Linked DNA regions of Homo sapiens: regions 1 and 2 are each linked to region 3. A link is a contact called in ENCODE Hi-C or POLR2A ChIA-PET data. All regions are on one chromosome and are shown on one strand. Each heading gives the region's core, a stretch centred on a gene start or an enhancer-like site at or near the end of the contact. The rest is flanking DNA. Distances are from core to core; before and after follow the strand shown.

Region 1 (2,700 bases), core at 51-2,550, 380 kb before region 3:
CAGAAGCTTGTGAGCTGACATTTCTAGCTAAGGAGAGTTCATTGTGTTTGGGGTGAAAGGGAGATGAAATATTTTAGCATGGGCGAAATGCAAAGTCTACATGGGGTAATGACAAGAAAAAAAGAATGCATAGATTGTAGGTGAGGGGAAGGAACTTGAATCCTAGGTAAGTGTGTTGGCTCAGATGAGCCCAGAATTCCATATTGACATAGAGGGACTGTTTCCCAAACAAAGCCATTTTTATATGCTGTTCATCAGACTATACACCAAGCTAATGGTCTTACCTTGTATCTTGAGTTCTTCTAGAATTGACAGTCATCTCTAAGAAAGATTAGCTGAATTAGTACTGAGTAAATCCGCACATATGTGGGTTGATCTCAGATATGGTAACTCAGATTGTTTTTTAATACCATAATACGTTTTTCTCCATTTTCAATGCATTTATCACCACTTTCTGTCCTTGAGATAATTATATAAACACAATTAACTATAAGGCAAGTGGAAAGACTGTTATTACTGTAGTTGTCTTTAAATCTTGGAAATCAGTGATTTAGCTGACCCTGCTTTCCAACATTATCTTAATGCTAGCACTAAATTATTGTAAATCCAACATGTTTTCCAAGTGCTTTTATTCTGAAAGGTTCAAACTGTTTTCTAGATTCTTCATTAATCCTCACAATATGTGCAGGAGGTACTTGCTGTCAAACGTCAGGCCCATTTTACAGATGGAGGATTTAAGCAGTTTAATAAAAGACATGTCAGTCACATCCTCAAAGGAGTAAGGATCCAGCTCAACCGTGAACCTAGACCTGCTGGTTCCCCAGCTGTTGCTGTCTTTATTAAGGAATGTGGCTTCTCTTGGTTTCACTCTGGTGCTGGCCTTCAGCTGGTTACTAGGCAACTTGAGTGATCACAGCCTAGGTGGTTCAAAATACCAGAGCATCAAAGTCCTAGAAAAATGAAGCAAAATCTTTTCATTGTACACATGTTAAATTTAGTCTAATACCAAACCATTGTACCTGAGATTGGCCAGGAAAAAAACAAAAAAGCTTTGAAGGGCTACCAAACACCATGCGTCTGATATTTGGGTTAATTTTAGGCTGATAATTATTACAAGTGTCTTAGAACACAGAAGAGGAAAAATAAAGTATAGGCTGCTTGCTCTACAGAGCTTAGAGCCCAAGGCACTCAAATAAATAGTTGTATCACATGGAAAGATGATGTAAAGTGGTTGATGAGGGGTCAAGATAGAGAAGAGAAATCGTCTGATAACCAGGGCAACTTGATGTTAGCTTCTGTAAGCTTTCATGATGATTTCAAAACGAGAAAGCAAAAGTGAAAGTAGAGGGAACAAATTTCCCCAGCTACTTATTTCTAAAGCTCAGAAAGGAATTTATCATAAGAGTAACAGGAAGAAAACAGCTCGGTGCAGTCTTTTATAATTCTCAGTGTGAGGATCCATGTGGGCTTGGTTATATGAAGTGGGTTTTCTCCTTGAAGACAGAGAAGGGTACAAAATGTGGTGGTCCTGGGCTTTGCAAACAATAGCTGAGTCACAAACCACAGCACAGTCCTTGGAGACATAGTGAGAGAGTGGCAGGCTGAGCCTCCACTTCCCATCCAGACACATGACATGTTGCTGGGAGCATTTTCACTTCGTTCTGTTTCATAAGGGGACATTTGAACCAGATTTTAAAAGGCAAAAGCTCAATTTTTCTTAGTTTTAAAAAATGTTGCCATTTATTTGAAAACCTGTGGGACAATTGGCCTCTAAGATACACTTTGCCCCACCCCCTCCCATCTATCTCACAGCTAGGCAGACCAACTCAAAATGTGTCCCTTAAAAATCCTGTTTCCATGTGGCTCTGCTTAAGGAGGTACTCTAACCCAGAAATATCATCCTGGAATAGAACAGACAGCAAGATGGATTATGCATCACAAGTAAAGTACCTGCCATCACAATTACAACTCTAATATATAGTGAACACTGGCCAATAGCTTATGCTCTTTAAAGGAAGAGATGTTATTTTCATTTCTTCAGAGTTCTTGAGAATTCTTTAAAAAGTAAAGAAGTTATGTAAATATTGGAAGATAGTCATATCACACTGATTTGCAAATAATTCCATGGTTACCTAAAAAAACAAAAAAAAAACCAACAGGCTCAATTAAAAGAAAATTATGTGACTAGAAGTAAAATAATTTGGTAAGGTGCTGGTTACCAGGAAAAATATTTTAAAAACCAACTGATTTACTCATAGAAACCAGATAGAAATAGAAATGGAAAACACAACCATACACCTCATTAACAATAAAATAAAAACTACAAATTACATAGAAACAATTTAACAAGGAAAATGTAACATTTATTTAAAAGAGCTATAAATTTTATTGAAGGACATAAAATGAGATCTGAATAAATGTATTGACAAACTATACCCCTTGATAGAAAGTATTTTCCCCCCTAGGTCATTGACATTTTTATTTTTAAATTTTTTTATATATAATATACATATTTTGAGGGCACATGAGGTAATTTAATATATTTGTATAATTTGTACAGATCAAATCAGTGCAATTGGGATATCTGTCACCTTAAATACTTTTCTTTATGATAGAAAAAATTGAATTATTCTCTTCTAGTTATTTTTGAAACATATAATAGATTATTATAAACTATAGCCGCCCTACTGATCCATCAAA
Region 2 (2,700 bases), core at 182-2,681, 430 kb after region 3:
TGAAGGGTACAGTGTATATGGGAACTGTCTGTATCCTTTTCAACTCTTCTTTAAAATTATACAAAAATTTAAAAAGCCTATTAAAAATATACCAATGAAAGTATTGAGGTGGGAGACTGAGAGAGAAGAGGTGGGTGGGAGACTGAGAGAGAAGAGGTGGGTGCAAGACGTTTCATTGTGCACCTTTTTAATTTTATTTATTTATTTATTTTATTGAGACAGAGTTTCACTCTTTCACCCAGGCTGGAGTGAAGTGACGCGATCTCGGTTCACTGCAACCTCCACCCCGCCAGGTTCAAACGATTTTCCTGCCTCAGCCTCCCAAGTAGCTGGGATTATAGGCGCCCACCACCACGCCTGGCTAATTTTTGTACTTTTAGTACAGATGGGGTTTCACCATGTTGCCCAGGCTGGTCTCGAACTCCTGACCTCAGGTGATCCACCCACCTTGGCCTCCTAAAGTGCTAGGATTACAGGCGTGAGCCACCACATCCGGCCAGTCCACCTTTTTAAATAATTGTAATTTTTGAACTATGTGAATATATTACCTATTAAAAATAATCAAATCACATCCAATTTAAAGTACTTAAAAATAAATAAGCAAGTGATAAAATCAGGTACAAAGTTCATTTGATCATTGCTGGCAGTGCTGATTTCCATTTACCTCTACTTTTTAAGAAGTAACACAACTCATAAAGGAGAAATCAAAAAACAAATAAATGAAAAATACATACACATGCACACACAGACAGAGAGAGAGAGACAGAGAGAGAGAGAGAAAGAAAAAGAGAGAGAGAGAGCAGTGCACCCAGTGGTTTAAATTCAAAGTAGCAAGAAAGCCAGATGATTGCCTAGTTGTGGAAGAAAGACATGATGGCTTACCTCCTCTGTATAAATGTAGACCCTAAAACATACAAAGCAAATGGAGCCTGCACACTTTCATTCATTCATTTCACAAATACTTACCAGGCCCCTACTCATTTTTCAAGGTGCTGGGGATGTAGTCATAAATATAAATAAAGTAGCCTTCATAACTAAGACTTCAATAAATGTTCCCTGGGGAGTCAGATTTACCCATTGTCAACCTATTTTAATGCTTGTTCTTAAAATAGTGTATCATTGGGATAGGCAGCCTCTAAGATAGCACCCAGTAATCCTGGAATCCAGGTATTGCCTCCCTTGTATAATCCCTGCCCCTTGAGTGTGGGCTGGACTTGTTGACTCACACCTAATGAGTAGAATATGGCAGAAGTGACAGAATGTCACTTCGGAGATGAGGTTATAAAACAACTGTGACTTCCTTCTTAGGTACCTCTTGCACTCTCTCTGAGAGAAGCCAGCTGCCATCTCATGACACAGCCCTGTGGAGAGGCTCATGTGGCAAGGAATTGAGGTTTCCCAACAACCACGTGAGTGAGTTTGAAAGCAGATCCTGCCCGCCTTGAGCCATGAGATGACTGCAGCCCTGGCTGACACGTGGCAGCCTGTGAGAGACCCAGAGCCAGAATCACCTAGCTAAGCTGCTCCCTGGCCCACAGAAACCATGAAAATCCAAGTTTCTGTTGTTTTCAGCCATTATGCTTTGAGGTCATTTTTTAGGCAGCAATAGCTGACTAACTTAGCTTCAGGACTGCTGGTGCTAATGCATGCTGGAAGAGCATGAGGTGAGTTAGTGCAACAAACATTTGAGAGCATTCTCTATCATTCCTCATAGGGAAACTTCTTATGAGGTAAAGGAAGGCCCAGAGGAAAAGGAGGGAACTGGGCTGAAAATGAAGGAGCTCTCCAGGAAAGGAGAGGCAGGAGGAGGAGAGGCAGTGAGGTATGAGAGGACATACGTGCCTCGAATGGCAATGGTGGGACCTGGATAGGGTGAGCCACACCTCTGCTACAGCCAAAGCTAATAAAGAATGATGTGTAATTATAGCATAAGCATGAAGGATCAAGTCTTCAGTTCACTTACTTGTGCAATTAAAGTTTTAAGGGCCAGTAAGCGCCCCTGAGCTGCAGCTTCATGAAGTGGGGATCGATCAGCCCAGCAATCTGAAACACAAATCAAGCTCAAAGTCAAGGCCTGGAGACTTCTTCCTGTAACTTGTCCATGCTGCCCACCCACTGTGAGAGGAGGTTTGGGGGAAGAGGAGGGAAGAGGAGGGAAGCAGGTATCACGCATCAGGCTCTCTCGTCAGCCACTTTCAGGGAGACAAGCTACTGAATGTTAAAGTCCTTTACGGTTTGGTGGTGCGTGCCAAGAGAAGGAACAGTCAATCTCTCTGGCTTTTGGGAGGCAATTTTAATAAGCAATAGATTTAGTTCAAAAATATAGTGCTCAGTGCTTGAATCCGATAGCTCTATGTAAGGCAAAATGAAGGGCCAAGAAAGTCAATGAGCCTCCACATTTTTATCCTTCCCCTGCCTTCCACCTTCATCCACACCCCAAAGACTCAACAGCCTGTGTATTATGAAGGAGACTCTAAGGCAGGGGTGTCCAATCTTTTGGTTTCCCTGGGCCGCATTGGAAGGAGTATTGTCTTGGGCCACACATGAAATATACTAACACTAACAATATCTGATGAGCTAAAAAATAAAAATCACAAAAAAATCTCGTAAGTTTTACGAAAATTTATGAATTTGTGTTGGGCCACATTCACAGCCATCCTGGGCCACGAGTTGGACAAGCTTGCTCTGAGGGATCAGTGA
Region 3 (2,700 bases), core at 12-2,511:
TCTTTTAAGGATGTAGTCAAACAACGTTTAAACAATGTGTTCATTTTTTCCCATAAAAAATGTAAATATATTTAAAAGTCTAGGACAAAAGATGCTAACATGCCATTCTGTCATGGATGACTACGGTTGATGGAAATATGGGGGACTATTCTTACAACTTGTTTGTAGTTTTCAGTATCTTTCAACTTTAAAAAAGGCAATATTGTATGCGCAACTATTTTCTTTCAATTGTTTTTAACTGACGAATAAAATTTGTTCCAGTCCCTTTAAATCTAAATCTTTCTCAACCTTGACACTATTGACATTTTGGGCTGGATAACTGTTGTGAATTTTCATGTACACTGGAGGATGTTTGGCAGCTTCCCTGGTCTCTATCCACTAGTAGCCAGTGAGCATCTCTTTTGCCCCCGGCCCCTAGCAGTGGTGACTAAAAATGTCTCCAGAGGTTGCCAAAGGTCCCCTGGGTGGTAAAACCGCCCCCCCCACACACACCCCCCCACCCCCCCGGCTGAACACAACTACCTTAATAAGCCGAAACACGCTTTTTTTAACTTTATATAATTATTTGAGATTAAAGATTTCAGAGATATTTTGCTCATTAAGCATCTCACACTCCAAGTTGGAAGGATACTGAAGGGATGAAAAAAACTTCAAGCGAATGTAGCACTTAAAATCCAATTATCATTGCAAGGAATGACAGACCCAGGTCTCGGGATGCCCGCTTCCTTCCCTCTCTCCCGCAATGCGGGGACAAGGGGAGGAAATCCAGCCCCATCGCCCCCTCTGCGAAGTCCTGGGAAGGGAAGACTCGCCAGCCCCATCCTACCTCAACGCAGCGGCAACATACCGGAGGCCCCACGTCGATACGGTATCCATCTGCTCCAAACCTCCCGCCAGCGCGCTGCATCCTGGGAGGCCGGGCGGAGGCTGCGTCGAACGCAGAGGAGGCGGAGCCTAGAAGCCAGCCAGGAGAGGTGGCCAAGGGAGGCTGAGGAGGCGGGGCCCTGGGGAGTGTTGTGAAAGCAGAGAGCCCGCGAGCTCTCTAGGGCGGAGCTCCGCGGGGGAAGCGCCGGCGATCTCGCGGCTGGCGGGGGCGGGACCGCAGTGCGGGGGATGTCGCGGGGCGAGGCCAGACGAGAATCGAATGGGACCTAGGCTGAGGGCCTGGTCCCGCCTCCAGACCCAGGCGTCCGCATTGGATTGGGCGGTGCGGCGGCGCTTCTGTCCGCCTTCCGGTGTCACGCGACCGCCTCCCCCTCCCACCCTTCTCTGTCTACCTCTGGGCGGGACTGCCGGGTGATGAGATACTCGGTCGGCGACGGTAGAACGGGCGACGGCGACAACCGCAATCACATCCACGACGGTGATCATGGCAGAGGTGAGGAGCCTATTGCACCGCCGCTGGCCCCCCGGACCCGGAAGCCGCCTCTGAGGCCCGGGGACCGAGCGCCCGTGTGCAGGTGGGCTGGGTTGAGGGTAAGCGGGTTGATGCAAGTAGTATCTAAGGTCCCATCGTGTCTCCCATCCAGAATCACGCCCAGAATAAAGCCAAGCTCATCTCTGAGACCCGGAGGAGGTTCGAAGCTGAGTATGTGACAGGTGGGTACTCTGTTCCAGGTATTAAGAAAGGTGTGCAGTGAGCATCCCCAACTTTGCTGGAGTGTTTGTGAGTGTATTTGTGGGAGGTGTTAGGGACCCTTTCGACCCTCACAGGAATGATGCTGGGCACGTCTCAAAGGTTTTCCTCTCCATGACAAGCCGTGTGCACTGCTTCAAATGGTCAAGTGGTGTGTCCCATGCTCCCTTTAAAGGGTTAATGTAAGTTGGAAATCGGTTAAGTTTTTAGCATGCCCTCGTGTTTATGGAACTTGCAGGATACTTGTTAGGCCCACAACACGGGTGACATTGTCCAGTCCACGGTTCCACTGCTGGCCTTTCACCAGCAACACTAGCGAAAATGTACCTGGAAACTGCCATAATACTATTGATGTGTACTTAATTGGGTATACAAATTCCTTGGATATTTTGTTTGATTTGGCTTTCATACAACCCAGCATGCTACCCACAAAATAGGCCCTCCAATGCTGGAACAAGTTCTTATCCCAAACTGTATCTTGCAAAGTACCTATGAGTCCAGAATTGATTTATTGGTTGAACATTCTGTGTCCAGATGTCACAGATACTTGAGTTGTCAGGTACTTAACTGAATATTTAATGCTTGTACAGTAATTTTGTAAAACATACGGAATAACTTATTGTAAATATGGAATTAAATAAGGATTTATATGTTGCCTACCTTAAGATTGATTGTAATCCTAACCCTGCCACTACATAGCTTACTTGTCTATTCTGAGCCCGTTTTCATATCTGTGAAGTGCAAATAATAAAGTTAGTAGGATTAAATTTTTTAAAAAAACATAAACCATCTAGCATGTCTTAAAATATAGTGGATTCTCAGTGAATATTTTGCCTCAGTTGTCATTTTGGTTACTGTGAAAGGAGTTAAGCTTCTACATCTTGACTAGTACTCAGCAGAGGTTCCCTGCAACTTTAAACCATCCTAGATTATACATCAGTTGATGACATAGAACAAATATGGAAATCGGTTTCAAATACTTGTCAGTAAATCTTTTCATACCTCCTTGCCAATTTTCTTCACACCCCAAACTTTGTTCCAGAGAGTTGCAAAAGCACTTGATT

The links. Hi-C counts contacts between places; a loop is a spot of excess contacts on that map. ChIA-PET counts read pairs that join two places held with the same protein, here RNA polymerase II (POLR2A). Pooled maps may share reads with other maps.
Region 1: a map of naive thymus-derived CD4-positive, alpha-beta T cell shows a loop between it and region 3 (7-fold over the local background). The contact joins the enhancer-like site here to the promoter of MOSPD2 in region 3. A Hi-C loop is called at or near these places in 3 of 168 maps with a recorded cell type or tissue (CD4-positive, alpha-beta memory T cell and naive thymus-derived CD4-positive, alpha-beta T cell), 1 of 37 single-sample maps with no recorded cell type and 10 of 50 pooled maps.
Region 2: a loop to region 3 is called in a pooled map, with 10 times the contacts of the local background. The contact joins the enhancer-like site here to the promoter of MOSPD2 in region 3. A Hi-C loop is called at or near these places in 2 of 50 pooled maps. POLR2A ChIA-PET finds 5 or more read pairs at or near these places in 2 of 52 experiments (GM12878 and activated CD4-positive, alpha-beta T cell).

What each region holds. Positions count from the first base shown.
Region 1 is chrX:14,495,996-14,498,695 of GRCh38, forward strand. It overlaps a transcript of GLRA2 not described here. Among named protein-coding and RNA genes, the nearest start is that of GLRA2, 32 kb to the right of the region's middle. Within about 2 kb of position 1,301, at least 3 of the 41 ENCODE cell types and tissues checked have a DNase peak (open chromatin) inside an H3K27ac peak, as active enhancers do.
Region 2 is chrX:15,300,765-15,303,464 of GRCh38, forward strand. ASB11 (ankyrin repeat and SOCS box containing 11) reads right to left here. Exons shown (of 7, transcript NM_080873.3): 2 at 1,964-2,043. Among named protein-coding and RNA genes, the nearest start is that of ASB11, 14 kb to the right of the region's middle. Within about 2 kb of position 1,432, at least 8 of the 41 ENCODE cell types and tissues checked have a DNase peak (open chromatin) inside an H3K27ac peak, as active enhancers do.
Region 3 is chrX:14,872,160-14,874,859 of GRCh38, forward strand. It overlaps MOSPD2 (motile sperm domain containing 2), which reads left to right and starts at 1,262. Exons shown (of 15, transcript NM_152581.4): 1 at 1,262-1,378; 2 at 1,530-1,599. The coding sequence starts at 1,370. It overlaps FANCB (FA complementation group B), which reads right to left and starts at 910. Exons shown (of 10, transcript NM_001018113.3): 1 at 827-910. RefSeq lists a silencer at 1,000-1,229.